Regions from separate parts of the Homo sapiens genome. Here region 1 is linked to region 2. Evidence: read pairs that join two places in POLR2A ChIA-PET (ENCODE). Cell type or tissue: HCT116. All regions are shown on one strand. Links, peaks and the distances in the headings refer to the core of each region. The heading gives the core; the rest is flanking DNA. Region 1 overlaps GRM5 (glutamate metabotropic receptor 5). Region 2 overlaps GRM5 (glutamate metabotropic receptor 5).

Region 1 (16,278 bases), core at 5,537-9,536, 110 kb after region 2:
CAGCCTGGGCAACATAGTGAGACCCCCATCTTTACAACATTTTTTAATAAAAATAATGAATAAATAAATATACAGATACCCCTGAAATGTAAATTAATACTTGCCAACTTTCATGGACATTTTGTTTGTACCCTCAAATATATTATCTGAATTAACTTTCATCTGAATATTACCTGATTTACTTTTATCTGTAAAGCTCTGAAGTGTTCAGTACTATTATTATCCCCATTTTTCAGTTGAGAAGATTGACTCACCCACAAGCTAAGGTACTCTCCCAACATCATAAAACGTAACGGCAGCTTGATCAGCCTTATATAGGGAGGCTAAGAAGAGGAGTGTTAAGTCATGACTATAAACTCATGTTCTCAACCATCTATAATGGGAGTTAGAAATAAATGAATAAGCACTTGTTGCATTTATAAATATTTTAGAAATTTTCAAAGATGCCCCAATGGAAGTAATACAGGAAATTGTTTATTAGAAAAAAGCAGCACAGTGTAGTATAAAGCAGCCCAGCATAATATTTAAGGGCATTCCAGCAGGGAAGACAGCTATTAAGGATATGATTGTACAATTAATTGTTATCATTGTAAGTGCCACAAGGAAAACAGGATACCATGAGAGCCTATTAAAAGAAGACCTCCCTCATCTGTGCAGGTCAGGAAGGGATTCTGCAGAAGAGTTGAGATCTGAAAAATTAGTCAGACTTAGCCAAAGAGGGCATGGGGAGAACATTCCAGGCACAGGGCATAGCTCTGGATTCTGAGGAGATTAAAGAAAAACAAAATGACTGGAACATAGTGAACAAGAGGGAGATGGGGCACTAATCCAGGAAAAAGGAATGGGACCAGTGACTAGGGCAGTTGCCATGACAAAGAACAAGGGAAGGATGCAAGAAACATCATGGAGTTGGAATTCACCGACCTTAGCAACAGTGTTGATGTACGAGGTGAAAATGGATCATTTGAATCAGATGATTTCTGGTGTTTGCTTTTCGGTGACTAAGAATCCAAATAAGGAAAAATTTTAGCTGCAATATAGAACTTAGGAGGAGGAGCAGCAGCTCCAAGGGTGATGAATCTCCTGTATAGCTCTGTGCGTGGGTGGGTATGAGGGTGTGTGTGTGAGTATATTAATTTCTTTAATTCTGAAATTAGAAAACTTTGATGTCATTTCCTCTTGTTTCTGAAAGAGCACAGAAAAAAATTCTGTTATTGAAATTTTCAGATAATTGGGGGTTTGCTAAACAGCAGGAAAACTGAGCACTTATCTAGACTCGACGGTGCTCCTTCCTCCTTAACTTCTGTTGCAGTATGATCCTCTAAACCCAGCGGAGTCTGATGTATTCCAGGCACCAGAGGAAAAAAATATGAGAGATTCTTATTTTCTTTAGAGCAAATATTACCATGCTAGGTTCTGCCAGATGAAGAATTGAAGGAATATCAACTTCTTACTAATCCCAAACAGCTGTGAAAGGCTAAATAATCCTTACAGGGTTCCTATTGACAGCTGTAGCAGCTTACACAAATAACTTCATGTGTTCAGAAGCAGTTGAGAACAGTGGAGAGAACACAAGCTTTAGAACAAGAACCCCATTTAAATACTATGTTTACCACATTCTGATTAATGTGGTTGCTTAAGCAAATTGCTCTCTGAGCATCAGGTTCTTCATCTATAAAAGATTTTTGTGAGAATTAAACTCAATAATAAATTATGTAAGCTATTTATTATACAAATTGCAGCACTGGTCTACATGGCATAAGCACTCAATAAATGGTAGCTCATTTTATTTAACCCAGAAGGGCAGTAGGCCAAGATCTTCCTTGAGTAGAAAACAGTGAAAATGTTATGTAAAATGTATTTGAACTTCATGAAGCCTAAGTGAAAATTTTCTTAGTGATAGATAACTTGAAAAAACTCTTCTCCCCAGTTAAATAGAGAAACATTTTTGTTTAAAAATATCCAGATCACTTAAAGACAGGACCTGGCACTGATCATAAGTTCTCTGGGCCATAGGTTCTTTCTTTACATAAAAAGCAACTTAGACTAGACCAATGTTGTCTAATAAAACTATAGTGTGAGAGGACTCAAATATAAGCCAATTCATAGTTTTAAGTATTTTAATAACAACATAAAAATGAAGAGCAGTGGGCATTCCAAGATGGCCAAATAGGAACAGCTCCAGTCTGCATCTCCTAATGTGATCGATGCAGAAGACGGGTGATTTCTGCATTTCCAACTGAAGTGCCTGGTTGATCTCACTGGGACTGGTTGGACAGTGGGTGCAGCCCACAGAGGGTGAGCCAAAGCAGGGTGGGGCATCACCTCACCTGGGAAGCGCAAGGGGTTGGGGGATTTCCCTTTCCTAGCAAAGGGAAGCCGTGACAGACTATGTGGAAAAACGGGACACTCCTGCCAAAATACTGTGCTTTTCCCAAGGTCTTAACAACCGGCAGACAAGGTGATTCTCTCCCATGCCTGGCTAAGCAGGTCGCACGCCCATGGAGCCTTGCTCCCTGCTAGCACATCAGTCTGAGATCACTCTGCCAGGCTGTAGCCTGGCTGGGGGAGGGGTGTCGCCATTGATGAGGCTTGAGTAGGTAAACAGAGTGGCCAAGGAAGCTCCAAATGGGCGGAGCCCATCACAGGTCAACAAGGCCTACTGCCTCTAGACTCCATCTCGGTGGGCAGGGCATAGCTGAACAAAAGGCAGCAGACAATTTCTGCAGACTTAAACGTCCCTGTCTGACAGCTCTGAAGAGAGCGGTGTTCTCCTAGCATGGCATTTGAGCTCTGAGAATGGACAGACTGCCTCCTTAAGTGGGTCCCTGACCCCTGTGTAGCCTAACTGGGAGATATCTCCAAGTAGGGGCCGACAGGTACCTCATATAGGTGGCTGCTCCTCTGAAACGAAGCTTCCAGAGGAAGGATCAGGCAGCAATATTTGCTGTTCTGCAATATTCTCTGTTCTGCAGCCTCCACTGGTGATACCCAGGCAAATGGGGTATGGAGTGAAACTCCAGCAAACTCCAACTGACCTGCAGCTGAGGGACCTGACTGTTAGAAGGAAAACTAACAAACACAAAGAAATAGCATCAACATCAACAAAAAGGTAATCTACACCAAACCCCATCTGTAGGTCACCAACATCAAAGACCAAAGGTAGATAAAACCACAAAGATGGGGAGAAACTGGAGCAGAAAAGCTGAAAATTCTAAAAATCAGAGTGCCCCTTCTCCAAAGGATTGCAGCTCCTTGCCAGCAATGGAACAAAGCTGGACATAGAATGACTTTGACGATTTGACAGAAGTAGGCTGCAGAAGGTTGGTAATAACAAATTTCTCCAAGCTAAAGAAGGATGCTGAACCCACTGCAAGGAAGCTAAAAACCTTGAAAAAAGATAAGATGAATGGCTAGCTAGAATAAACAGCATAGAGAAGACCTTAAATGACCTGATGGAGCTGGAAACCATGGCATGAGAACTACGTGATGCATGCATAAGCTTCAATAGCTGATTCAATCAGGTGGAAGAAACGGTATCAATGATTGAAGATCAAATTAATGAAATAAAGCGAGAAGACAAGGTTAGAGAAGGAGTAAAAAGAAATGAACAAAGCCTCCAAGAACTATGGGACTATGTGAAAAGACCAAATCTACGTTTGATTGGTGTACCTGAAAGTGAGGGGGAGAATGGAACCAAGTTGGAAAACACTCTTCAGGATATTATCCAGGAGAACTTCCCCAACCTAGCAAGGCAGGACAACATTCAAATTCAAGAAATACAGAGAACACCACAAATATTCTCCTCAAGAAGAGCAACCCCAAGACACATAATTGTCAGATTTGCCAAGGTTGAAATGAAGGAAAAAGTGTTAAGGGCAGACAGAGAGAAAGGTCAAGTTACCCACAAAGGGAAGCCCATCAGACTAACAGCAGATCTCTCAGCAGAAACCCTACAAGCCAGAAGAGAGTGGGGGCCAATATTCAACATTCTTAAAGAAAAGAATTTTCAACCCGGAATTTAATATCCAGCCAAACTAAGCTTCATAAGTGAAGGAGAAATAAAATCCTCTACAGAGAAGCAAATGCTGAGAGATATTGTCACCACCAGGCCTGCGTTACAAGAGCTCCCGCAGGAAGCACTAAACATGGAAAGAAACAACCAGTACAAGCCACTGCAAAAATGTGCCAAATTGTAAAGACCATCGATGCTATGAAGAAACTGCATCAATTAATGGGCAAAATAAACCAGCTAGCATCATAATGACCAGACCAAATTCACATATAACAATATTAACCTTAAATGTAAATGGTCTAAATGCCCCAATTAAAAGATACAGACTGTCAAATTGGATAGAGTCAAGACCCATCAGTGTGCTGTAGGCAGGAGACCCATCTCACATGCAAAGACACACACAGGCTCAAAATAAAGGGATGGAGGAAGATCTACCAAACAAATGGAAAGCAAAAAAAACAGGGGTTGCAATCCTATTCTATGATAAAACAGACTTTAAACCCACAAAGATCAAAGGAGACAAAGAAGGCCATTACATAATGGTAAAGGGATCAATTCAACAAGAAGAGCTAACTATCCTAAATATATATGCACCCAATACAGGAGCACCCAGATTCATAAAGCAAGTCCTTAGAGACCTAGAAAGAGACTTAGACTCCCACACAATGATAATGGGAGACTTTAACACCCCACTGTCAATATTAGACAGATCAACAAGACAGAAGGTTAACAAGGATATCCAGGACCTGAACTCAGCTCTGAAACAAGCAGACCTAATAGACATCTACAGAACTCTCTACCCGAAATCAACTGAATACACAGTCTTCTCAGCAACACATTGCACTTATTCTAAGATTGACCACATAATTGGAAGTAAATCACTCCTCAGCAAATGTAAAAAAGCAGAAATCACAACAAACTGTCTCTCAGACCACAGTGCAATCAAATTAGTACTCAGGATTAATAAACTCACTCAAAACTGCTCAACTACATGGAAACTGAACAACTTGCTCCTGAATGACTACTGGGTAAATAACGAAATGAAGGCAAAAATAAAGATGTTCTTTGAAACCAATGAGAACAAAGACACAACATACCAGAATCTCTGGGACACATTTAATGCAGTATGTAGAGGGAAATTTATAGCACTAAATGCCCACAAGAGAAAGCAGGAAAGATCTAAAATTGACACCCTAACATCACAATTAAAAGAACTAGAGAAGCAAGAGCAAACACATTCAAAAGCTAGCAGAAGGCAAGAAATAACTAAGATCAGAGCAGAACTGAAGGAGATAGACACGCAAAAAAACCCTTCAAAAAATCAATGAATGCAGGAGCCGGTTTTTTGAAAAGATCAACAAAATTGATAGACTGCTAGGAAGACAAGTAAAGGAGAAAAGAGAAGAATCAAATAGATGCAATAAAAAATGATAAAGGGGATATCACCACTGATCCCACAGAAATACAAACTACCATCAGAGAATACTATAAACCCCTCTATGCAAATAAACTAGAAAATCTAGAAGAAATGGATAAATTCCTGGACGCATACACGCTCCCAAGACTAAACCAGGAAGAAGTTGAATCTCTGAATAGACCAATAACAGGCTCAGAAATTGAGGCAATAATGAATAGCCTACCAACCAAAAAAAGTCCAGGACCAGAAGGATTCACAGCCGAATTCTACAATGAGGAGCTGGTACCATTCCTTCTGAAACTATTCCAATCAATAGAAAAAGAGGGAATCCTCCCTAACTAACTCATTTTATGAGGCCAGCATCATCCTGATACCAAAGCCTGGCAGAGACACAACAACAAAAGAGAATTTTAGACCAATATCCCTGATGAACATCAATGCAAAAATCCTCAATAAAATACTGGCAAACTGAATCCAGCAGCACATCAAAAAGCTTATCCACCACGATCAAGTTGGCTTCATCCCTGAGATGCAAGGCTGCTTCAACATACGCAATAAACCTAATCCATCACATGAACAGAACCAAGGACAAAAACCACATGATTATCTCAATAGATGCAGAAAAGACCTTCATCAAAATTCAACAGCCCTTCAGGCTAAAAACTCTCAGTAAACTAGGTATTGATGGAACGTATCTCAAAATAATAAGAGCTATTTATGACAAACCCACAGCCAATGTCATACTGAATGAGCAAAAACTGTAAGCATTCCCTTTGAAAACCGACATAAGACAGGGATGCCCTCTCTCACCACTCCTATTCAGCATGGTGTTGGAAGTTCTGGCCAGGGCAATCAGGCAAGAGAAAGAAATAAAGGGTATTCAATTAGGAAATGAGGAAGTCAAATTGTTCCTGTTTGCAGATGACATGATTGTATGTTTAGAAAACCCTATTGTCTCAGCCCAAAATCTCCTTAAGCTGATAAGCAACTTCAGCAAAGTCTCAGGATACAAAATCAATGTGCAAAAATCACAGCATTCCCCTACACCATGAAGACAAACAGAGAGCCAAATCATGTGTGAACTCCCATTCACAGTTGCTACAAAGGGAATAAAATGCCTAGGAATCCAACTTACAAGGGATGTGAAGGACCTCCTCAAGGAAAACTACAAACCACTGCTCAATGAAATAAAAGAGGACATGAACAAATGGAGAAACTTTCCATGCTCATGGATAGGAAAAATCAATATTGTGAAAATTGCCATACTGCCCAAAGTAATTTATAGATTCAATGCCATCCCCATCAAGCTTCCAATGACTTTCTTCACAGAATTGGAAGAAACTACTTTAAAGTTCATATGGAACCAAAAAAGAGCCTTCATTGCCAAGATAATACTAAGCAAAAAGAACAAAGCTAGAGGCATCATGCTACCTGACTTCAAAGTATATTACAAGGCTACAGTAACCAAAACAGCATGGTACTGGTACCAAAACAGATGTATAGACCAATGGAACAGAATAGAGGCCTCAGAAATAATACCATACATCTACAACCATCTGATTTTTGACAAACCTGATAAAAACAAGAAATGGGGAAAGGATTCCCTATTTAATAAATGGTGCTGGGAAAGCTGGCTAGCCATATGTAGAAAGCTGAAACTGGATCCCTTCCTTACACCTTATACAAAAATTAATTCAAGATGGATTAAAGACATAAATGTTAGACCTAAAACCATAAAAACCCTAGAAGAAAACCTAGGCATTACCATTCAGGACATAGGCATGGGCAAGGGTTTCATGACTAAAACACCAAAAGCAATGGCAACAAAAGCCAAAATAGACAAATGGCATCTAATTAAACTAAAGAGCTTCTGCATGACAAAAGAAACTATCATCAGAGTGAACAGGCAACCTACAGAATAGGAGAAAATTTTTGCAATCTACCCACCTGACGAAGGGCTAATATCCAGAATCTACAAAGAACTCAAACAAATTTACAAGAAAAAAAACAGCCACATCAAAAAGTGGACAAAGGATATGAACAGACAGACACTTCTCAAAAGAAGACATCTATGCAGCCAACAGACACATGAAAAAATGCTCATCATCACTGGCCATCAGAGAAATGCAAATCAAAACCACAATGAGATACCATCTCATGCCAGTTAGAATGGCAATCATTAAAAAGTCAGGAAACAACAGGTGCTGGAGAGGATGTGGAGAAATAGGAATGCTTTTACACTGTTGGTGGGAGTGTAAATTAGTTCCACCATTGTGGAAGACAGTGTGGTGATTCCTCAAGGATCTAGAACTAGAGTTATCATTTGACCCAGCAATCCCATTACTGGGTATATACCCAAAGGATTATAAATCATGCTGCTATAAAGACACATGCACACATATGTTTATTGCGGCACCATTCACAATAGCAAAGACTTGGAACCAACCCAAATGTCCATCAATGATAGACTGGATTAAGAAAATGTGTCACATATACACCATGGAATACTATGCAGCCATAAAAAAGGATGAGTTCATGTCCTTTGTAGGGACATGGATGAAGCTGGAAACCATCATTCTCAGCAAACTATCGCTCGGACAGAAAACCAAACACCGCATGTTCTCACTCATAGGTGGGAATTGAACAGTGAGATCACTTGGACACAGCGCGGGGAACATCACACACTGAGGCCTGTAGGGGTATGGGGGGCTGGGGGAGAAATAGCATTAGGAGAACTACCTAATGTAAATGATGAGTTGATGGGTGCAGCAAAGCAACATGGCACATGTATACCTATGTGTCAAACCTGCACATTGTGCACATGTACTCTAGAACTTAAAGTACAATAAAATAAAAAATGAATAAAAATAAATAAAGGGCCAGATAGTAAAAAAAAAATAAAAAAAGTACATGATTGATATTTAAAAGAGTTTTCAAAAAGGAATGTAAGAAATAAAGCAAGTCTGCAATGAGGCAAAGAAAACGGTTAAGAGCTTCTTACTGCCTTCATGTGTATTTGAGGGTCAGAGGAGTGAACCCACATTTTGTTTCTTCTCTTTTACATTTTTTTGCTTTCATTTTTGTTTTTACCAATCACATATTAGTCCTGAATTTAAACTAAGAGCAATAATAATGTTTCAATAGATATCTTTATGTTTAAAATAAAATGTTAAGAGTTTCAAGATACAGTAAGTAAAACAAAACAAAATGTCCTTCAATGGGTGAATAAACAGTGGAATATCCACACATAATACTGCTCAGTTAAAAAAAAAAAAGATTGATAAGCGTTGATACATGAAGCAACTCAAGGGCAGTATGCTGAGTAAAAGAAGTCAGTCTCCAAAGGTTACAAACTACATGATTTCATGTTTATGACATTCTCAAAAAGACAAAACCATAGTGAGGGAGAACAAACCAGTGATTGCCATGGGAATGGAGGGAGATGTTCAGGGAGATGAAACTTTTCTGTATGCCGATTATATAAAAATTATTGAGCTATTTTGCTTTCTCTTTTGGTACTAAGTCTTCAAAACCATGAGTGTATTTCACACTCACATAATTGTGATTATTAATGTTAGCTGTTACCTTGATTGGATTGAAGGATGCCTAGATAGCTGTAAGTATTGTTTCTGGGTATGTCTGTGAGGGTGTTGCCAGAGGAGATTAACGTTTGAGTCAGTGGACTGGAGAGGAAGACCCTCAATGTGGATGGGCACCATCCAGCGCCCATTAGAACAAAGCAGGCAGAAGAAGGTGGGAGAAGCTTGCTTGCTGTCTTCTGGCTTTCATCTTTCTCCCATGCTACATGCTCCCATCTGTTCCTCTTGCCCTTGAACATCAGACTCCAGGTTTTTCAGCCTTTGGACTCCTGCACTTACACCAGTGGGTTGCTAGGGACTCTTGGGCCTTCAGCCGTGGAATGAAGGCTCCATTGTCAGTTTCCGTACTTTTAGGCTGTTGGACTTAGACTGAGCCCCTCCTGCCTTCTTTTTTCCTCAGCTTGCATATGGCCTATTGTGGGACTTTACCTTGTGATCGTCTGGGCCCATTCTCCTTAATAAACTTCCTTTCATATATACATATATCCTATTAGTTCTATCCTTCTGGAGAACCCTAATACAAGCATGTCTTAATTCCTGCTAGCCACATTCAAGGGGCTAGAAGCTACCATACTCGACAGGCCAGGGCTAGGTGATCTCTAAAAATATTTCCTTGTCTGTCTATGCTATTAGCTACATATTAAGATGTTTGTTTTCTGATTTTATCAAGTATTATTTTTCTTAAGCACATGGTTTGCCATGTAGTAAGGGATACATGTCTGATTTAAGTGACTAAAAAATGAGGAAAAGTCATTTAAATTTCTTGGCTACTGCTGAGTGGCAATATGGTCATATCTGTCCAGGAATCCATTCTGACGCTAAGTGACAAATGCCCCTTTGTTATTCTGTTTCAAACCGAATACATTATCACATGATTGTACTTAGATTAACGTTCTGACAAATTCTAGTAATACATGTGTCATAAAAGATTTAAATCATTAGATGCCCCCAAAATGTAACCCCTATCAATTTCTGTCAAGAATACATTCTTTTCTGGAAGCATATTCCTGTTACTCCTTTCATGTGATAAAATTCTGTTCAGTTTTGGTGACACATACCATCCATCACATAGTAATAAATCAAATATATAACCAAGCCAACAATTTCTGCTTTCCACAAGGTTAAAACAGGAACTATTTAGTTATATCATCAATTAACCAAAAGCAACATTTGTTCAATTGATTTTCTATGAATCAACTTCATTTTTAAGAGAAGTTTTAGATTCACTAAAAAATTGAGCATATAGTACAAAGAATTCCTACATTACCTCTCTTTCCTCTGACATACACAGAGTTTATTATTAACACATTACATTAGTGTAGTATATTTGTTAAAATTAATGAAACAATATCAATACATAATTATTTAGTAAGAGAATATTTATTAAGAAGTCCATAGTTTATTAAGATTCCCTTTGTTTTTATCTAATGCCCTTTTTCTGTTCTGGGGTCGCATCCAGTATACCATATTACATGTAGTTATCTGGACTCCTTAGGCTCCTCTTGGCTGTAACAGTTTTTCATACCTTATTTGCTTTCAATTACTTTGAAAGTTTTGATGAGTATAGGTCAGGCATTTTTTAGAATGTCTCCAAATTGAGATTTGTCTCATGGGTAAATTAGGGTTATGGGTTTTAGAGAGGTAGATCACAGAGGTAAAGTACTATTTTAATCACATCATATCCAGGGTGTATACTATCAACATGATTTATAACTGTTGGTATTGACCTTGATCACCTGACTGAAGTAGTGTGTGCCAGGTTACTCTGCTGTAAATTTACTATCTCCTCCCCACTTCCATACTTTACTCTTTAGAAGGAAGTCCCTTTGCACAGCTCATACTTAACAGTGGAGAGTTTTGCTCTCCCTCCTTTAGGATGAAGCATTTACATAATTTATTTGGAATTCTTTTGCATCGTTGATTATTGTCCTCCACTTATTAATTTATTCGATTTTTTATTCACATCAGTCTGGACTTGCAGATGTTAATCTTAGAATTAAAATCCAGCACTATTTTGCTGCTCAAATTGTCAATCTTTGTCCACTAGGAGTTCTTTCAGTTGATTCTTGTGCCTTTTTGACATACTGCCATCAATGTATTTTGTTCTTGCTGTTGCTGTTATTGTTGCTTTGTGAGGGCTTCCTTACCCAATGGAACCACAACATGCTCCAGGCTCATCTTTTATATTTCCTGCACCTGAACCAGCCATTTCTCCAAGCAACACTGGTTACTTTCTTTGGAAAATAATAATAGAAATCAAGATCTGGATCTGGGTGTTGCATATACTCATTACTGCTCTAGTGCCATTTCTTTTAGACACTTAACAGTTGGCAAAACAAAGAAATAAATGTGTGTATAATGACCTGTGTATATACACAAGTCCATAAATATCTCTACATGTAACGATCTATATCTATATTAAGTTGAACATGAGTTCTTATTGTTGTCTCCAAGTCTAAACAATTACCATATGGATCAATCTCATCTCCTCACCATGCCAATCCACAAATTCCCACTCCAGAAGTGGAAAACCTGGCTGCCACCATGAGCTATTCATTTGCTTCCTTGCTTAAGGAATATTTATATATCAGAATCAGAATTGTTACCCCATATCCCTATGGGAAACAAATTTATTGACTAGAGCGCAGTACTTAACATGCAGTTTCTTTAGCCTAGTCTTACAGATTCCATTCATTTCTAAAGTTAACTTAGGCCAGCAACTCCTTGGTGAGGCTATTTTATTCATGGAGGTTTGAAGGGAAGCATAAAACAACAAAATTTTATTCTGTTACATTTCTGGAGGTCCAGTGTATAAAGTGAAGGTGTCATCTGGGCTACACACCTTCTGGAGCCTTCAGAGGGAAATCTTTTTTCTTGCCTTTTTCAGCTTCCAGAGGCTGTCTGTATCCTTTGGTCCATCTTCAATAACTCCTCATCACCCCTTCACGTGGCCTTTTCTTCACATCATGCCAACTTCTGTCATCCCATCTCTCTCCCCATTCACTCTCTTGTCTCTTTCATATAAGGACCAGTGTGATGACCTTTCAGGTGTGGCTATTTTTAAATTATCTCTTTTTTTTTTCAATTTTTATAGGTGGTTCATACATATAACAAAAATGGATCATATTCAACATTGTTAAGTGTATGGTTCACTGGTATTAAATTCATAATGTTGTGCAAACCTTACCACCATCTATCCCCATAACTCTTTTTATCTTGTAAAAGTGAACCTCTATACCTATTAAACAGTAACTATCCATTCTCTCCTCCCACCAGCGTCTGGTAACCACCATTCTACTTTCTGTCTTTATAATTTTGACTACTCAAAGTACCTAATATAAATGGAATTATACATCATTTGTCTTTTCTGTGATTGGATTACTTCATTTAACATTATCTCCTCAAAGTCATCCATGTTATAGCTATGAAAGAAATTCCTTCTTTTTAAGGTTGAATAATATTTCATTGTATGCATATATTATGTTTTCTTATCCATCCGTCCATCCATCAGTGGGCACTGGGGTTGCTTTCACATTTTAACTGTGGCAAATAATACACTTTGAACATGGGTGTAAACATTATCTCTTTGATACCTTGTTTTCAACGTTTTGGGTATGTACCCAGAAGTGAAATTTCTGGATCATATGGAAATTATATTTCTAATTTTTTAAGGACCCATCATACTGTTTGCCACAGCAGCTATACTGTTTTATACTTCTATAAACAGCATACGAGGGTTCCAATTTCCCTACATTCTTACCAACACTTGTTATTACTTTTTTCTTTTTATAGTGTTGCTATCCTATTGGGTGTAAGGTGGTATCTCATAGTTTTGATTTGAATGTCCCTAATGATTAATTATGCTAAGCATCTTTAATTTTTTTTTAGGTTCTGGGGTACATGTGCAGGTTTGTTAATATAGGTAAACTGGGTCTTACAGGGATTTGGTGCACAGATTATTTTGCCACTCAGGTAATAAGCATAGGATCCAATAGGTATTTATTCTGATCCTCTCCCTCCTCCTACCATCCACCCTCAAGTAGGTCCCAATGTCCGTTGTTCGCCTCCTAGTATCCATGTGTTCTTGTTGTTTAGCTCACACTTGCAAGTGAGAACATGCAGTATTTGGTTTTCTGCTCCTGTATTACTTTGCTTAGGATAATGACCTCCAGCTTCACACATGTTGATGCAAAGGACATTATCTTATTCTTTTGTATGGCTGCATAGTATTCCATGGTGTACATGTACCACATTTTCTTTATCCAGTCGACCATTGGTGGGCATTGAGGTTGATTTCACGTCTTTGCTATTGTGAATAGTGCTGCAATGAATATACACATACATGTGTTTTTATGGTAGAAAATTTACATTCTTTTGAGGATATGCCTAATAATGCGATTTCTGGATCAAATAGCAATTCTGTTTTAGTTATTTGAGGAATTGACACACCGCTTTTCACAATGGCTGAATTACACTCCCACTAGTAGTGTATATGTGTTCCCTTTTCTCTGCAACTTCACCAGCATCTTTTATTTTTTGAATTTTACATAATAGCCATTCTCGGCCAGGAACAATGGCTCAGGTCTCTAATCCCAGCATACTGGGAGGCTGAAGATGGGGTTGAAGTGAACTGTGATTATGACACTGCACTCCAGCTGTATCAAACAAGAGAAAAAAATTAAATAGCCATTCTGACTGGGGTGAGATGGCATCTCACTGAGTTTTTTATTTGCATTTTTCTAACGATTAGTGATGTTGAGGATATTCTCATATACTAGTTGGTCACATGTATGTCTTTTGAAAAATATCTGTTCACATCCTTTGCCCATTTTTTAATGGGGTTGTTTGGTTTTTGCTTGTGAATTTGTTTAACTTCCTTGTAGATACCGGATATTAGACCTTTGTCAGATACATAGTTTGCAAATATTTTCTTCCATTCTGTAGGTTGTCTGTTTACTCTGTTGATAGTTCCTTTTGCTCTGTAGATGCTATTTAGTTTAACTAGAATTGTCAATTTTTGTTTCTGTTGCAATTGCTTTTGGTATCTTTGGTCATGAAATCTTTGCCTGGTCCTATGTCCAGAATGCGATTGCCTAGGTTATCTTCCAGGATTTTTATAGTTTTGGATTTTACATTGAAGTCTTTGATCCATTTTGATTTGATTTTTGTGTGTGGTGTAAAGTAGGGTTCTAGTTTCAATCTTCTGCATATGGCTAGCCAGCTATCCCAGTACCATTAAGTGAATAGAGTTCATTCCCCATTGCTTCTTTTTGCTAGGTTTGTCAATGATCTGATAGTTGTAGGTGTGTGACATTATTTCTGGGCTCTCTATTCCATTCCATTTGTCTATTTGTCTGTTTGTGTACCAGTACCGTGCCATTTTGGTTATGGGAGCCCCGTAGTATAGTTTGAAGTCAGGTAATGTGATGCCTCCAGCTTTGTACTTCTTGCTGAGGATTGCCTTAGCTATTTGAGCTCCTTTGTGGCTTCATAGAAATTATAAAATAGTTTTATCTAGTCATGTCAAGAATATCATTGGTAGTTTGATAGGAATGACATTTTAATCTACTAATTGCTTTGGGCAATATGGCCATTTTAATAATATTGATTCTTCCTATCCATGAGCATCTTTTCATGTGTGTATGGACCATTCAGATACCTTCTTTGGGTAAATCTCTATTCAAGTTCTTTGCCTTTTTTTGAATCAGAGTGATTTTGTTGTTGAGTTTTAGGACTTCTCTATATTTTCTGGATATAAGTCCCTTATATATATAAGTTGCAAACATTTTCTCCCATTCTGTGTGTTTCCTTTTTATTCTGTTGATAGTGTCTTTGTATACACAATTTTAAAACATATTCCTGAAGTCAAATTTGTCTATTTTTTGTTGTTGTGCCTGTGCCTTTGATGTTATATCCAACAAATCATTCCCAAATACAATGCCATGAAGCATTTTCATTAAGTTTTTTTTTCTTTGAGTTGTATAATTTAAGAATTATATTTAGGTCTTTCATCCACTTGAGTCAATTTTTGCATATGGTGTTAGGTAAGGGTTCAACCTTATTATTTTGTGTGTGGATATCCAGTTATCCAAGCATCATTTGTTGAAGACTGCCATTTTCCCTTCTCAAGAATGGTCTTGACACCCTTCTCAAAAACCATTTGACTGTATATGTGAAGGATTGTTTCTAGGCTCTCTGTTCTATTCCATTAATCTAGATGCTAAAACCACACTGTTACGATTACTATGGCTTTGTAGTAAGTTTTAAATTGGAAAGTGTGAGTCCTTCCACTTTGTTTTTTTTTTTTTTTTTTTTCAAATTGTCTTGGCTATTTGAGCTCACTTGAAATTCCATATTAATTTTAGGAAAATTTGAGAAGTATTGGTGTTAGTTTTTCCTTAAACAGTTGGTAGAATTCACTCATGAAGCTATCAGACCCAGGGCTTTTCTTTGTAGGGAGATTTTTTTGATTCCCAGGGTTTTTCTTTTTTGGGAGACATTTTGCTTACAGACTCAATATCCTTACTACTTACAGGTCTATTCAGATATTCTATTTCTTTATGATTTAGTCTTGGAGGTTTTGTGTGTTTGTAAGAATTTGTTCATTTCATCTAGGTTATCAAATTGTTACTGTACAATTATTCATAATACTCTTTATAATCCTTTTTATTTCCCTAGAATTTTTCATCATGTCTCCACTTTTATTTCTAACTTTAGTAATTGAGTCTTCTCCCCTTTTGTTTGTCCATCTACCTAAAAGTTATCAATTTTGTTGATCTTTTGAAAAAACCAAGTTTGGTTTTATTGATTTTCTCTATAATCTTTCTAGTCTCTATTACTTTTCTATTTAAGTTATATGTGCTCTAATCTTCATTATTTCCTTCCTTCTTCTATCTTTGGGTTTAGTTTGTTTTTATTCTAGTATCTTAAAGTTAGGTTGCTGATTTGAATTTTTCTAATTTTTTAATATAAGTGTTTATAGCTATAAATTTCCTCCTTGGCACTGCTTTTGCTGCATCCCATAATTTTTGGTATATTGTGTTTTCACTTTCATTCATCTTTAAGTATTTTCCAATTTCCCCTGTGATTTGTTTTTTTGATTCATGTATTGTCTAAGAATGGTTATTTATTTCCCACAATTTTGTAAGTTTTCCATTTTTACACCTGTTACTGATTTCTAATTTCACTCTTTTGTAGTCAGAGAAAATAACTTTGTATGACATCTATAAAAAAATCTATTGAGACTT
Region 2 (16,278 bases), core at 6,196-10,195:
CTCAATTTATCAGTCTGCTTCAAATTTACACTAACTTAATTCCAGTAATATGTATATTTTAATCCAGAGTTACCACTGTTGTCTACTCTCTTAGTCAGTTCAGGCTACTATAACAAAAATAGCACCAGGTGGCTTCAAAAACAGATATTATTTTTTCTCACAGGCTGGAGGCTGGGAAGTCCAAGATCAAGGTGGCAGCAAATCTGTTGTTTGGAAAGGCTTCACTTCCTGGTTTGTTGATGACAATCTTCACATTGTATTCTCATGTTGGGGAGAGCAGAGAGACAAAAAATGTGTTCTTTCATTTCTGTTTTTATGAGGGTACTAATTCATTCATAAGGATTCTGTCTTCATTACCTAATATTGTCCCCAAATCCCCGTTTCTTAATACTCTCACTTTGGGGATAGGATTTTAACATATGATTTTTTGAGGAGAACACAAACAGGAATAGGAACAAACAAGCAGTGAAGATAAAACCGATTCTGCCATTAAGTTCCAAGTTCAAGCACACAGCCAGAAAAAAGTTCTGAAATTCTGAAGATTAGTGCCTGGGAGGCACTAGAACACAGGTTAGAAAATTGCAGTGGTGGGACCAAAGAGAAAGTACCTTAGTGCCATAGGCAGACCTCAAGATGAAGCAGCTACATTGTCTGTGGTATAAACCCAGGGTTTGTTGTCAATCGCCAGGAAAATTTAGGACACGGACAAACACAAGCAGTACAGGAGCTGAGGTTTAATAGGCAGAAGAGAAGAGAAAGATAAACAGCTTTCTTTATAGAGAAAGGGGTTTCTGAGCAGAAGGGACTGGCTGACAGCAAATGCACCAAATTTTGTAGTCCAGTTTGAGGTGGCGGTGTCTGATTTACACAGGGCTTATAGATTGGTTCGATCATGTATGATGTTTACATAATGCACAGGGAAGTCTGGTCTCCCCACCCTAATGTTATTATGCAAATGGGCTGTCCAGTTGATCAGCACCATCTTGTCTGCTCCTTAGAGTACACATAGCTAACAGAGAAGAGAAGATGGAGCCACCATCTTGAAAATGTCTAGTGCTTAGTTTCTGCCAGCATTCACCGATGCAAACTCCCAGCTTGCTTGTCTATGTCTGCAGGTCAACTTTACAGGCTACTCTTTGTTAGTAAATGATTTGGGGCTGTGTTTCATTAAAAAGAAAAGCATTACCAAAGACTGTTACACCCTTGCTATCTGCCTAAGTGATTTCTTCTTAACTCCTCTATCATTCCCCTCTCTGGAGTGGTAACCCTAACTGCTGTTAAGGGGTGTTGGATGATGACTCTTTCTGGCTACTTCCTGCTGAAAAGGGACGTCATGTGGGGAACAGCAGCTAGGGCTCCTCTTGGTTCGATCTAAGGGTTCCTGGAAGAAAGATGCATCCATGTGTTGTTCAGTCTAAAGCTCCATTTGGAGTTTAATTGCTGTCAGTCATTCCAATGGGTTGTGATACTGGTTTTCCTCCACCAGGTGCTGCTGAAATATTAATATACAAGTAACATTCTTTTTTGAATAAGTGGTATTGGATTTGGGTAGCTAGAGTAACTTTAGTGTTAACCTTGGCTAAATCTTTCCTGTAAGTATTAATTCCCTCATTACTTCAACAGACCATCTAAGACGTGCTTAAACTTGTCCTAACATCCTTCTTTTTAAACGACCAACTATTCTTTTTAGGACAGGTATTTACCATCCTTGTAATCTTTTCATGACTTCCACAACCATCTATAACATGCTCAAATCTTCTGACTTCTCCTAAACATCCCTCTTTTAAACAACCAACTGTTCTCTTTAGGAGAAGTATTTATCATACAAGATCCTTTCTTATGTAAAATATTTTTTCCTTTATATCCTTTGTATATAGCCAGGGTGTGACATTACCAAACCCAATAAGAAGTTCTAGCAGATTCAGTGATAGTAAAACTTTCATACTTCTTTTTTCTTTTCTTTTTTTTTTTTTGGTGACTATTATCCCTCCTGTAAGGATAATAATTAAGCAAAATACTACAGCAGTGGAAACTCTCTGTCTGATATTCCAGTTAGAAGGTGCTACTGTGTATAGCCCTACTGTGAATAGTAGAGGGAGTATAGCAATTTCTGCAAGTGTGGTGTAGTAGATAATTTTCATCTAAAGTTTTACCTGCCAAGATACAGAATTTCCCTTTGGGGAGTCTATGAAGTTTCTTGGCTTTATTTTCCCAAACAAATAAACCTCTGGGTTATGGGCACCCTACTCACTTTCATTACCTGGCAGAATTTGCAGAATAATTGCCCAGAACTAGCATATTTATCCAGATTTTCACATTACCCATCTCTCTTTGTTTCTTCCAAGCTGCAGGAGATCACCACTTGATTCACAGAAATAAGCAGGGTTAGTCTAAAATGTAGGTAAAAAGCTTAAAAACAATTATTGTGACTAGGATTTAATGACAAATGTATGATAAGCTTTGGAGCACAATTTCTCTCTCCATTGCTCATTTTTGGTAAAAACAAATTATGATAGGACTGTGTTCTTTGTAGAATAAACTTTAGCCTTATACTTGGCGTGAATATTTGCATAAAGTGCAGCAAGAATAATTATCCCTACATAGGCCTTTTGGGTTGGCTTTGATGGAACTCTGTTCCATAAGGAATCTCAGATAATACCTCTTCAAGCCAAGTTCAGCAATGGGTTTTTATCCCCAAATACTTTACACTTAAGGTCCCAAGATAAACTTGGAGGTCCTGGACATGTTAAAAAGTGACATTCTTTACTGACTACAGATTAAGAAACCTGTCCAGGGACTGTGTAGACAAGGTATGAGGCCAGTCTTCCCCAAGGTGCTTTTATCAGCTCTGCAAGCTGAGATTGACTCTTTAAAGGGGGAAGCATACACTTCCTGTCAAAGCTTTGATAAAATAACCAGTTTTTCTAATTGTGTCTTATTGAAAAAAAAAAAAAAAAAAGACTTCTTGTGGCACTGATGCAAACAACTATATTGCCGTAAGTTAAGGTTACTCACAGATGGTTTCCAAATTCTAGAGGAACCAGGTACAGAGAAACAAACCTGCTCCGAATTTTGTTCACAAGAGTATAACTTACTTAATTATTAAAGGCTGCACATAGTTCAAAATAAGTTTCCTTGACTCTGAAAAACAAAATAAGGATCAGCAATATTCTAAGCAAAAGTCAAAAAGATTGCTTTAGCTTTCTGAGCACAATCCATTTAAGACAACTCTTGTTTCACTTGATATTCATAAACATTTCAGTTCTTCATGAGTCCTGTACATTTTTTCCAATGTTACAATCTTCAAAGCTATTGGAAATCTGCATTTGAGAACAGCTGTTAAAGTCTTATAGCTTGATTATATCCCATCTTTTGAGAAGGAACATAGCAAGATAACAATTGTCTGTAAGTGACAAAATTTTCAGGGTAGTTACAGTTAAAAACATGACTGACAAAGAAGTTTAGTTATCTCCGTGGTTTACAATAATTTTAAAATTAATTATGAGACATTAGAATTTTAGAAATCCCATACAATTTTGGAACATATATTGGTATTATTCACAAAAATATAAGTTAAGACTGGACATCATTTTGGCAATCCCAATGTGATTAAACATGTCAAATAATCCTGTTCACCTATTTTCTGAATGTTTCAGGGGCCCCCTGAACAATCTAGAAAGCCACGCATCAGGAAAGACAATTTCGAAACTTGAAGTTTGATTTTGGTATGTCTGTTAAATGTTAGAGGTTTAAAACAGTTGATGTTATGAAATAGAATTCCAGATAGTCATAAATTACTTATTTTGCCAAAATGATGACTCAAAAGGCAAAAACCTTTCATAAGCCTTTACTATTACATAAAAATCCTGCTCAAAGCCAAATTTTACCTTTGCGTTAATTTATTAATGTTAACCCCAATTTGATTAAATGCCACCCTAAAGACAATTCCATCTAATCTTAACCAATTTGACCATGAGATGAAATCCTTACAAACCTTTTTTATAACCCATTTTGCTAAAGGGCAGATTAGTGGCTTAAGACAGCCTTACAGTGCTTTTATTTCAATGCTCAGTTTATGAAAAGACCATCTTTCCACAACATGCTTAAACCTGTAGCTTTATCTTATCAAATTTAAGATAATTCCTCATCCCTGGGCAATATTTATATTTCTATGGTTTCTTATAATCCTTTACTAAAAAACACATTTTACTGTTTTTATACACCTTGCCTTTAAAACTGTTCAGTGATCTCAAATACATGCTGCACTGTTAACTCTTAGCAAGTTTTACATTTGTTGAGAAACCTGGTTAGTAAGCAATTTTAATTATGTACCAGGCGTGGAGCCTAGGACCCAGGCAGAAATGCATATAAGATCTGACTCTTTCTAGCATCTAACTCCATGTGTCCCAGGCCTTACTTATCTGAAAATCAGGCAGTATACAACCTTTGAACATTTAGCAAACCTAGTATCTGTTTTACGATTTAGACCACCTATTTGGATTTTGATGACCCTTGCATTTTACCAATAATCCTTAAGATTATTTTTATTTCTTAAAAATTAAAGTCACATGAACTAAAACATATTTGATTTAAGCACTATTTTTTAAGCCAATTAATTAGAGCTCTTATTGTAGACATTACACACAACACATATATAGCAACACAAACAGAATATTCAGCACTTGTAAGAGTTTTCATTTGTCAGTTTCTTAATTGGATTACTGGCTTCAGGGTGGAGCCTTTGGTGGAACTGGGCCAGGTAGCATGCATTTTTAGGGCCTAATAAGTAGGCACAGCTGAAGGCAAAGGCAGATCCCTAAAATTAAGTGTGCCATTTTATACTAGATTTTTGGTCCCCTAAAGGAGGGAGATACTATGGGAGAAAACAGTGCATTGCTTCTACCATGTATTTCATTGTAAGGCAACCCAAAGCTAATCAGCTTTATCCCCCATGGGAGTATCATCTCTCAGTCGGGGGTGGGGATGTGGGGATGTGGGGATGTTTCCATATCTTTCAGGTGGCCAAGAGCATGCTTCTCTGATTTATAACTACTATTTGCCATCCCTTAAAGTGTATTTCCTGCCTACTTATTACACATCAAAGCTCTCTCCTAATGTGAAGTATTTTGATACACCCAAAACTCAAAATGGTCAGAACACACAAAGCAAAACTGAACAGAACCTTTAATTTAGAGAGGGCACTATCTGCTCTTAATTCCTGGGGTTTCATGAGGAAAAGAAAGGGTTTTTTTTGTTTGTTTGTTTGCTTTTTTCCCCACAATGGGGTCTGTGGCACCTCCTCTGTTTTTCCCAAGGACTACCAGAAGTTATCTTAGGGCCTCTCACACATGCATTAAGAGTGTCAAGAAATAAAATGGAGAAAGATGATTTAGTCAACTGAGAAAAATAAAAATTTTTTTCCAGAAAACAAGATCCAAGAAGAGAAAAATATAAAGGCCTTTTAAATATATTTATTACTTGAATACCCAGTTTTAATTAAGCTGAGCACTCTTTAACAAAATCCCTTTAAATCCACTGTTACTCAACTTTAGCTATGCCAAGCAGTTAAGATTTTCAGCTTCTGAACTTTACAAAAAGTAACCTCACAGGTGAAACCAACAAGCCTTAATTATGTTACGATGTAACAGTGAGTGTACAAGGTGTTTTTAAAGGGGTGATAAGCAGCTTTTGAAACTGTCATTGCAAAATTGTGACTGAGACAGTGAAAGAGATCTGACCCAAAGAACTCTATTTTTTTTCAAGCCTGCGAGCTGTCCTTGTCCATCCCTGGGTGTAGGCTGAACCAACTTTGGGAGGCACCTGGTTTACAGTTTAGACTCTAAAACAAAGATGATATCAGCCCTTTCTTAAAATATACTTTCCTCTTGCCTGGGTACTAGACCAAGAAACTAGCCACAAGATTAAAATCCATGGCTTAGGAGTCACACAGCTGGAGGCTACAAGATTTTGACCATCTCTTAACTTAGCCCTCAAGATTAGTGCTTAAGATATTTTGTAAACCCTGCCCTTGATCAATCAGCTGGCAGCTCCCTTATTGACAAACTGGCTTATCTGATTTTGTGGCCATTACCCAGAAACTGACTTAGCATAAGAAGTCAGCAAACATTGTAAAATGGTGGAGACTAAAACAAATTATTCGCCACATGGTTACAGGTCATGTTCCCAAGGACAAGAAGCAAGATGGAGGCCTTTAGCCAAGTTTGTTACTGATCATTTTGTTGGGCTGGCTTGAACAGCAGGCTTAGGGGGTCCTGGGTCTGCATCCTAACCTAAAGTAACTTTTCTTTGGACAGAACCATACAGAAAGACACACAAAGCACACCAGATTGTCTACAACTTAAGGCCAACCTCACAAATCCTTTCTCATTAATTAAAACTTTTCAGAAAATATAAATAGTGATCCTTATTATTTCTTTTACCGGTTTGCACAGGGATAGAGAAGCCAAAAACCCAACTAGTAAAAAAAAACTTTTACCTTTTTGCCGGCATGTCATGCTTCTGGGTTTTCTTTCTCCCCCAGCTCAACTGTAAGCCAAGCATTTTAAGGTTTGGGTAAATTAACTTCTCCCAGGTTGAATGAACATCATAAAAGGGCCATTGAAAACAGTGAAAAAAGGAAAAACACCATAGAAGAGTCTGGGGCTTCCCATTAGGGTTTCAAGAGGTATTGCCTCTCTTCCTGCTGGGAATGGTGTTTCCCCTGTTTCTTCACTTTCTCTATCTTCTCTTTTCCCATTTGGCCTACTATAGGAGACCTATTGCTCACCTCAGAAATTCTCTGCTGCTTGCAGAGCTGTCTGTTTTAGCTGCAGTTAGGGTTTGGCTTAGGAGCAACATAACATCCCTCCATGAGAGGTCAAATACCTGAGTTAAATTCTGGAAAACTTCTATATGCCTATCAGGGTCATTAGAAAATTGGCCTAAGTCTCCCTTTAATTGCCTGAGGTCCTGCAATGAGAAGGGTACTTGAATCCTGGTGGCATCACCTCAATTATGTATTTTCTGTAGGGGTAAGTGAGAAGGTGATGGAATGGAAAATTTTAGAGATGGTGGAGGTAGAAGAACTGGTGGCATGGTTGGAGGTGGCCCCGGTTAAGGCAGACTGGAAGGGCTGGTACACACAATAGCTGCCTCGGGTGGTTCCCCTGGAAGTTGCTTTTCTCATTTTGGGGAATTATTCTCTTTTGGCCTGCCTGATATGATTGCTAAAAGAGCTGGATTCATTTTGCAGTGCTTGCAAGGATCTAGTAAAAAGGCCATGCCCTTGTGCAAAAGAAAATGAGCTGCTTTTTCTTTAAAGTCTCTGGTTAAGAGGAGTCCCTGTGCTTCAGAATGCACTCCAGGGGAGTGCAGGCTGAATATGGTACCCATCTAGAAAGAGAAATGACAAAAAAGTATCCCTTTAGTCTCCTTCCTTTTCGTGTGACAGAGTGGAGAGGAAGACAGTGGGGGCATTCCCCTTGCTATATTCCTTCCATGGTTCCTGGGTCCCGGCACCTTGTTGAACATGCCACCCATAGTTGCAGGCATGACTGCCAGCTATGGAAACAGAGGCACTTAGAGATTGGGGTTTGTCACACTCACCCAAGTGGCTCTAGTCCTCTGTCCTCTGCCTGTGATTTCCCTTTGACTTCCTAGACTTGTGTGACCTGTCTGGCTCCCTGAAAAATAGATCTCAAAAAAAAAACTACATAATAGTTGGGCAAGCCCTCTTTAATGGAGGGGCTAGACTGAAATCTATACCTGATATTATGGGCTGTACTAAAGCGTTTTCCCTTAGAGAATGGTTCTGGTTAACTTCCAGACTTAAAATCCCCTTACTAATTAAGTACCATTCTAATTGGAGGCAGAATAGGTGTCTTAAAAATGTATGGACTAAATGGCAATTTTCCTGCTGATGGGACAGTATCAAGAACTAACATTTGGTTCCAGAAGACATTTTAATCCTAATTGTTGAAGCTAGAGTTTTCCTGTTAACAGAAGCAGCATAAAGCATGGTGTCTAGTAGAGGGATGCAAAAAGGGAGAGAATTGGTTAGCTAGAGTGTTTGGGTAAAGGACCAACGATGTGCCTCATGGAAAAGATCCCTATTCCACTAGGTGGGGCTGTTGGCCTTGAAATGTCATGTGCTTTTCAGACCAAGGGCAGAGAGAGATGCTCCCTGTGGTGAGGGTGACCCTCTGTTCCTCGAAAATCACAAAGATGCCTTCCCTTGAGCTATATCGCTGGTTACTATGACATTCCCTGATCTTGCCAAACAAGATTACCTCCCTGAACTATAAAATTTCCCATACATTGCATACACAGAGAGGATGAAATAGATATGATGATCGCAGACAGGAAAGGAGGAAATTATGATAAAAAGTTGGAGATTCTGTTGCCGACATCTCATCAGGGTAGTCAGAGGCTGGGGTCCGTCCAAATACCTTTGGATAACAATGGTGGTAACCCTGGCCGGAAATCCTCAGGTACACCAGGACTTCTTCCAGCCCCACATGACAGCTAAGTCCTCAGTGAAAGGAAGCTGGTTCAAACAGGGCCAGTATGCCCAGTGACCCATGGGTACTGGGGGATGCTCCATGTTCTCCCTAGCAATCCTGTCCCCCAAGTCTTGTAAGGCTGGCAGCCATGCTAATTATTTTTAAATGGCTGAAAGGGGCCCCGTATTTGGTTTGATCTGGTTCTAAAATGGAAGCCAAGGGCCTCAGAATAAAAGGACAGAGTTGGAGTCTGCTCCTCTACTCACCATCTCGATGAATGTTGTATGTTGTTATCCCGGACGAGCCCCCATTATAAAGCAGCTATGTCTGGGGTGTAAACCCAGGGTTTGTCATCACGCACCAGGAAAATTTAGGACACAGACACATATGAGAAGTTTACGAGCAAAGGTTTAATAGGCCGAAGAGAAGAGAAAGAGAAACAGCTTTCTCTATAGAGATACAGGTCTCTGAGTGGAAAGGACTGGCTGGCTGCAAATGCACCAAAATATATAGTCCAGTTTGAGGAGGCAGTGTCTGATTTATACAGGGCTCATAGATTGGTTTGATCAGGTATGATGTTTACATAGAGTGCAGAGAAGGCTGGTCACCCCACCTTAATCTTATTATGCAAATAGGCTTTCCAGTTGATCGGCACCATCTCGTCTGCTCTTTACAGTATACATGGCTGGCAGAGAAGGGAAGAATGGAGCTGCCATCTTGAAAATGTCTAGTCCTCAGTTCCTGCCAACATTCACCTGTGCAAGCTCTCAGCTCACTTGTCTACCTCTGCAGCTCAACTTTCCAGGCTGCTCTTTGTTAGTAAATGATTTGGGGCTGCTTTTCATGAGGTAAAAAGTGTGACTGAGGATTCCCAAACCCTTGCTATCTCCCTAAGTGATTTCTTTTTAACTTCTATATCAAAGAGACTGGAGATTTTTTTTTATGAGAACTGCATATTGCCTCTTTGGTTTGGTTTGTTTTAAAGGCAGGTTATCTGTGGAAACCTTATTTATATATTAATTTGTTTCTCTTACTGGAGCTGAAAAACTTTTTAAGGAGGGATACTGTACTATTTAAATACCTTTCTAAAGTCCCCTAACTCCCAGCTTCAAACACAGCTGGTTTACCAAAAAAAAAAAAAAAAAAAAAAAAAAAAAAAAAAAACATGGTACCTACTATAGAATTCAGAAATTTTACTAATGATGACTGTAATTTAAAAATCAAAGTTCTCAATGGATTTTTCTATAGAAGGATTTCTAATTATAATGAAATTTAAGTGGAATAATCATAATACTTTTATTGAGTTGCCACTTGTGTCTTTATAAAACATATGCTTCAGAGGATTTAATCTTGGTTTGTATTTTTTTCCTTTCTGCACATTGAGTTGTGGTTCAGTAGATGGAAGATCTAAAACATAACAATTATATATTTAAACTGATTTAAACTAGAGCCTAAAAAATAGGATAAAACAAGAATGGGATGTACCTCATTTTATAATATATATAAATTCAGAAACATTTATAAACATATATAAATAAAATATTATTTTAAAAAATGGCTTCTTTTCAGATCTTAGGAATGAGTAATTCAGTTAAGGCAGTAATGTGGAAATTTTGAAATGTGGAAATATTATTCAATTTTAAGGACAAATATGGTATATTAGTCTGATCTCATGCTGGTAATAAAGACATATCCAAGACTGGGTAATTTATAAGGAAAAAGGTTTAATGAACTCACAAATCCACATGGCTGGGGAGGCCTCAGAATCATGGCGGAAAGCAGAGGAGGAGCAAAGTCATGTCTTATGTGGCAGCAGGCAAGAGAGAGAGCATGTGCAGGGGAACTCCCCTTTATAAAACCATCAGCTCTCATAAGATTTATTCACTACCGCAAGAATAGCATAGGGAAGACCCACCCTCATCATTCAGTTACCTCCCACTGGGTCCCTCTCATGACACATGGGAATTATGGGAGCTATCATTCAAGATTTGGGTAGAGACACAGCCAAACTGTGTCATTCTACCTCTTACCCCTCCCAAGTCTCATGTCCCTTTCACATTTCAAAACACAATCATACTTTCCCAACAGTCCCCAAAAGGTTTAACTCATTTCAGCATTAACTAAAAAGCCCACAGTCCAAAGTCTCATCTGAGACAAGGCATGTTCCTTCCTCCTATGAGCCTGTAAAATCAAAAGCAAGTTACTTACTTCCTAGACACAGTGGGGTACAGGCATTGGGTATATATACACATTCAAAATGGAAGAAATTGGCCAAAACAAAGGGGCTTCAGGCTCCATGCAAGTCCAAAATCCAATAGAACAGTCATTAAAGTTCGAAAATGATCTCCCTTGACTCCATGTCTCACATCCAAGTCATGCTGATGCAAGAGGTGGGTTCCTATGTCTTGGGGCAACTCTGCCCCTGTGACTTTGCAGTGTAGGGCTCCAGCTCTTGTCATGAGCTGGCATTGAGTATCTGTGGCTTTTCCAGGCATACAGTGCAAGCTATAGGTGTATCTACCATTCTGGGTTTCTGGAGGACAGTGGCCTTCTTCTCACAATTCCACTAGGCAGTGCCCTAGTGGGGACTCTGTGTGGGGCCTCCAGTCCCACATTTCCCTTCCATAGTGCTGTAGCAGAGGTTCTCCATGAGGGCCCTGACCCCATAGCAAACTTCTGCCTGGACACTCAGGCATTTCCATACATCCTTTAAAATGTATATGGAAGTTTCCAAACCTCAATTCTTGACTTCTGTGCACCCACAGTCCCAACACCATGTGTAAGTTGCCAAGGCTTGGGGCTGCAGATGAAACAGCTGGGATGCAAGGCACCATGTCCTGAGGCCGCCTACAGCAAGTGGGCCCTGGGGTCTGCCCATTAAACCATTTTTTTCCTCCTAAGCCTCCAGGCCTGTGATGGGAGGGACTGCCATGATGGTCTCTGATATGCCCTGGAGACATTTTCCCCACTGTCTTGGTGATTAGTATTTGACTTCTTGTTACTTATGCAAATTTCTTCAGCTGGTTTGAATTTCTCCCCAGAAAATTGGTTTTTCTTTCCTACTGCATCATCAGGCTGAAAATTTTCCAAACTTTTATGCCCTGTCACCTCTTGAATTCTTTGCTGCTTAGAAATTTCTTCCACCAGATACCCCAAATTATCTCTCTCAAGTTGAAAGTTCCACAGATCTCTAAAGCAGGGACAAAATGCCCACAGTCTTTTTGCATAGAAAGAGTGACCTAGTTCCCAACAAGTTCCTCATCTACATCTGAGATCACCTGAATGGGACTTCATTGTCCATATCATGATCAGCATTTTGGTCAAAGCCATTCAACAAGTCTTTAGGAAGTTCCAAACTTTCCCACATCTTTCTGTCCTCTTCTGAGCCATCCAAACTGTTCCATTGTCTCCCAGTTAGTCACTTCCAAAGTTGCTTCCACATTTTGGGGTATCTTTACAGAAGTACCTCACTCAACCAGTACCAGTTTACTGTATTAGTCTGTTCTCACACTGCTATTAAAGACATACCCAAGACTGGTTAATCTATAAAGGAAAGAGGTTTAATGGATTCACAGTTGCATGTGGCTGGGGAGGCCTCAAAAATCATAGCAGAAGGCATAAGAGGAGCAAAGTCATGTCTTACGTGTTGGCAGGCAGGAGAGAGAGCATAGGCAGGGAAACTCCCCTTTACAAAACCATCAGATCTTGTGAGACTTATTCACGGTCATGAGAAGCATGGGAAAGACCCACCCTCATGATTCAGTTACCTCCCACTGGGTCCTTCCCATGACACGTGGGAATTATTTGGGCTACAATTTGAGATTTGGGTGGGAACACAGCCAAACCTTGTCATATGGAAATACAAATAATTAATAATAATAATAAACATAACATCAGCTGTTTGATCTTGAATTCAATGAAATTATTGAAATTATTAGCTATTGATAGCCTGACATATTTATTAATATAATAAATAAATTGTAGTCTCCACACAATTTTACAAGGGGCTGAATGAGAGGTGAATTTCATTCTATCAATTCTTTTTTTTTTTTTTGAGACAGAGTCTCGCTCTTTTGCCCAGACCGGACTGCAGTGGCACTATCTCGGCTCACTGCGAGCTCCACCTCCTGGGTTCATGCCATTCTCCTGCCCCAGCCTCCCGAGTAGCTGGGACTACAGGTACATGCCACCACGCCCAGCTAATTTTTTTTTTTTTTTTGTATTTTTAGTAGAGATGGGGTTTCACCGTGTTAGCCAGGATGGTCTCGATCTCCTGACCTCGTGATCTACCCGCCTTGGCCTCCCAAAGTGCTGGGATTACAGGCATGATATTTTTCTTTTTATTATTTATTTATTTATTTATTTACTTACTTATTTTGATTCAGAGTGTCACTCTGTTGTTCAGGCTGGAGTGCAGTGGCAGAATCTTAGCTCATGGCAACCTCCACCTCCTGGGTTCAAGCGATTCTCTTTCCTCAGCCTCCTGCATAGCTGGGATTACAGATGCTACCCCACCCAGCTAATTGTGTATATTTAGTAGAGATGGGGTTTCCCTGTGTTGACCAGGCTGGTCTCAAAGTCCTGAGCTCAAGTGATCTGCCCACCTTGGCATCCCAAGGTGCTGGAATTACAGGTGTGAGCCAACGTGCCCAGCATTCCATCAATTCTGATTTGTATTTTGTATAGAAAATGAAAAATTTCTAAGAACTCCAAAGCCTCAGTTTTATATAAGTACTTATTATGCCATTGGATTCTTTCTTAAGTAGGATATGATTTGTATTCAAAATTTTTAAATAATTAGTTTGTAATTTTCACAGAACAATAAGGATTTTTTTTTCTGTTTTGTGTTTCACAAAACCTGAAAGTCTCCCATAGGAAATTGGAGTATTGAAGCTGAAGTTAGCAAGAGCAAAACAAATGGCCACTATTTAAATGAGAACTAGAAAAGTCTAAGAGAACTGAGTTCACATGGTTTTCATCCTTTGTTACTACAGTCTCCATTTATACTTGAACTCGGTTTCATCTTTTTGAAGAGTTACTGCTTTTCTTCTAGTGAAGAGAAAATAAATACGTGCTTGCTTGCTATTCCATATAACTGAAACCAAACTAACTTGCTTTTTAAGTTTTCAGATTCTTTTGATATCTTATAGTTTAATATCATTATTTTATCGCAGAAGATGTTTATCTTTTGCCCTCTGCCAAGTAACTTTCTACAGTTATTAAATCCATCAAGTTCATCTCTTGTTGATCATCATAGTTGAAGAAATCAAGGTGACAGTTTTTTTTTTTTTAGGCCTATTATGGTTGAGCATGGTAACATTTTTAAAGAAATTGTTTAAAATCATTATGACAGTCTCAAACTTTTAAAGTCTCAAATCCATTAAAAATTAAAGTTTTTAAGAGGATTCCTTTAAAAGAAAATGAGATGGAGTTAACACAGTCTTATTTTTAATAATATTTTTTTTTTAAATTTGAAGCTTACACTGAAAAATACATGTCACTTAATGTCCTTCCCCTGACTATATAAATCCTACTAAGGGATCAAAGAAAACACCACCTTCATTTAGGCTTTCCTGGACTTCTGTAATATACAATGTTATTACCTTTTACCATAATTCCTGTCATTTATTTAGGGTCAGTGTTGTGTCCTTCTTGACCTATATTAACTATTTAATTTCACAACAATTCTATAAGATAGGTATTGCAATTTTTTCCCCAGACAGTACACTGAGTGTTAAAGTAATTTGTGTAAAGTTACACAAATAGTATGTGCAGAAATAGAATTGAACCCAATCCAATAAGACTTTAAAGTCTAGACACTTCCCAACACACTTAATTGTTCGTACCTCTCCTTTGTCAGTAAATCTTGCTTCCTTTAAAACATTCTATTTGCTTAAGATTTCCCGATAGGATAACAAATTTTTGAAGCCACATGTCTTGTCATGATATAAGTCAAATGGTTTTGTGGGAAACACAATGGACCAGGGTCAGGAGACCTCCTACCAAGTTCTTGCTCAGAAATAACTTTAAAGTAATTCAGAAATTTCAAATTTAAAATGAGGAAAGAATTGTATTCCAGGGTTGTTGTTTAAATGTAAATATAAGGAAGGCTTTTTATAAGGTTAATTCAGTGTATGTTATTCTTATATAGAACTATGCCAATTTGGGGTCCTATTCACAAAAGAGCTGACTAATACATATTGGTAGAATGAATGAATAATATGAGTTAGAGAAATATACAAAATGTACAGTTTTTACTCACTTTTTTCCTATTGCCATAATCTCTTCAATGCATATTTGCAATTCCATTTTATTTATTCATGTGCTCTACCTAATATTTACGCATTGCTTGCTCTTCACATTTTTGTTTCTGTTAAGACCTTCTTTTTCCTTTATTTCATGCTCCTTTTCTCTCTCTTCCCTGCCTCATAGCGTTCTTTGTTGGCAATCAAACAGCCAAAAATTGCATGCTGTCTATTTCATGCCTAGCAAAAGATGCTTCTATTCTTGTCTAAGACTTGGCTGGCTCATGTCAAAATTCTCATACCATCTCCTCTCCAGTCTTTCATATTGAAATCTCAAGCATTTCTCCAGAAATTCCCTGTGTACCCAAACCACTTCATTAAAGGCTTATTCATTTTATTCATTAAATACATGCATCTATTTCTCTATAATAAGGCTAGTGTTTAGTTTTGTTTCCTCCCACCCCACCTTCCATCCTAATGGAAATATTAAGTAATATTTAATAAAGACTGAAAATTTGCTGCAAAGAAAGAGCTGTGATTTCAGCTCTATAGGCAATCTGCTGAGAGCCTCATAGTACTAAAAGCAGATTATCTGATAATGCTTGCCATACTGATCATTTCATCTACCAAGGTAGATGAAAGTTAGATAAAATAAACAGGTAAAAAATATTTACTCAGGAATTATTTCATATTAATCAAGGAAAAATATGCTCATATAAATACAGAAAGGTGATGAAAATCTTGGAAACATATGGCTGACATTATAAAATAAAGAAAGGGAAGGAGACTGGTTACAGGTAGATTTCTCACCAGCTTTTTTAATGTGTGTATTTTTCTTACATTTATTTATTACTCTAAATTTCTCTTTTGAAATTTGCTATTGTCCATTATTCATTTTTCTACTAGCATTGCCATTTTTTATTAATTATTAATATAATATTAATATCTAACTTAAAGACTTAAGCTCTTTTATGGTATCTCTATTTAAAATTTTCCCAATGTAAAAAATTGAATTGTTTATTTTCTTGTTGTTGAGTACTAAGATTACTTTCTATATTCTGGATACAAGTCAGATCTGTGATTACCAGATACTTCCTCCCAGTTTGTTATTTTTAAGAGAGGAAAATGTTACATTTTAATCTATTTAATCTATTCAATTTGCACTCATAACCCCTTTTATTACATTTATATTTAGAGTCCTTCTCAGTTAAATATTTATACAAAATTTTTCCTCACATTTTATATTTTATTTACAATTTCCATAGTATTTCTTATCCTATAACTGACATCTAAATTTATATACAACAAAATCCACTTTTTGAAAAAATTCTCTCTTTATTGCTTTTGACAAATATACACATTTTTATCACCAGAACTAGGTACAGAAAATTTTCATCAACCCCTCCGCCAAATTGCCTAAACGTAATTTGTGCCAGTCTCTTTTATCTTCTGCAATTGCTGATCTGATTTTTATTCCTATAGTTTTGTCTTTTCCAGAAAGCCCTAAATGGAATGATACAGTATGAAACCTT

What was found. Peaks named below come from ENCODE experiments on the same cell type or tissue, not always from the same donor. Only the 100,000 strongest peaks of a DNase experiment are listed, where the experiment ranks them.
Region 1: POLR2A ChIA-PET joins it to region 2 with 5 read pairs; 2 of 35 experiments call an interaction of 5 or more read pairs at or near these places.

What each region holds. Positions count from the first base shown.
Region 1 is chr11:88,764,464-88,780,741 of GRCh38, reverse strand. All of the region lies in intron 3 of GRM5 (glutamate metabotropic receptor 5), which reads left to right. Among named protein-coding and RNA genes, the nearest start is that of GRM5-AS1, 270 kb to the right of the region's middle. In HCT116, for the core only: no CTCF peak of the experiment used is centred there; no DNase peak of the experiment used is centred there.
Region 2 is chr11:88,878,838-88,895,115 of GRCh38, reverse strand. All of the region lies in intron 2 of GRM5 (glutamate metabotropic receptor 5), which reads left to right. Among named protein-coding and RNA genes, the nearest start is that of GRM5, 180 kb to the left of the region's middle. In HCT116, for the core only: a CTCF peak has its summit at 8,109 (motif pointing right); a DNase peak (open chromatin) is centred at 8,125.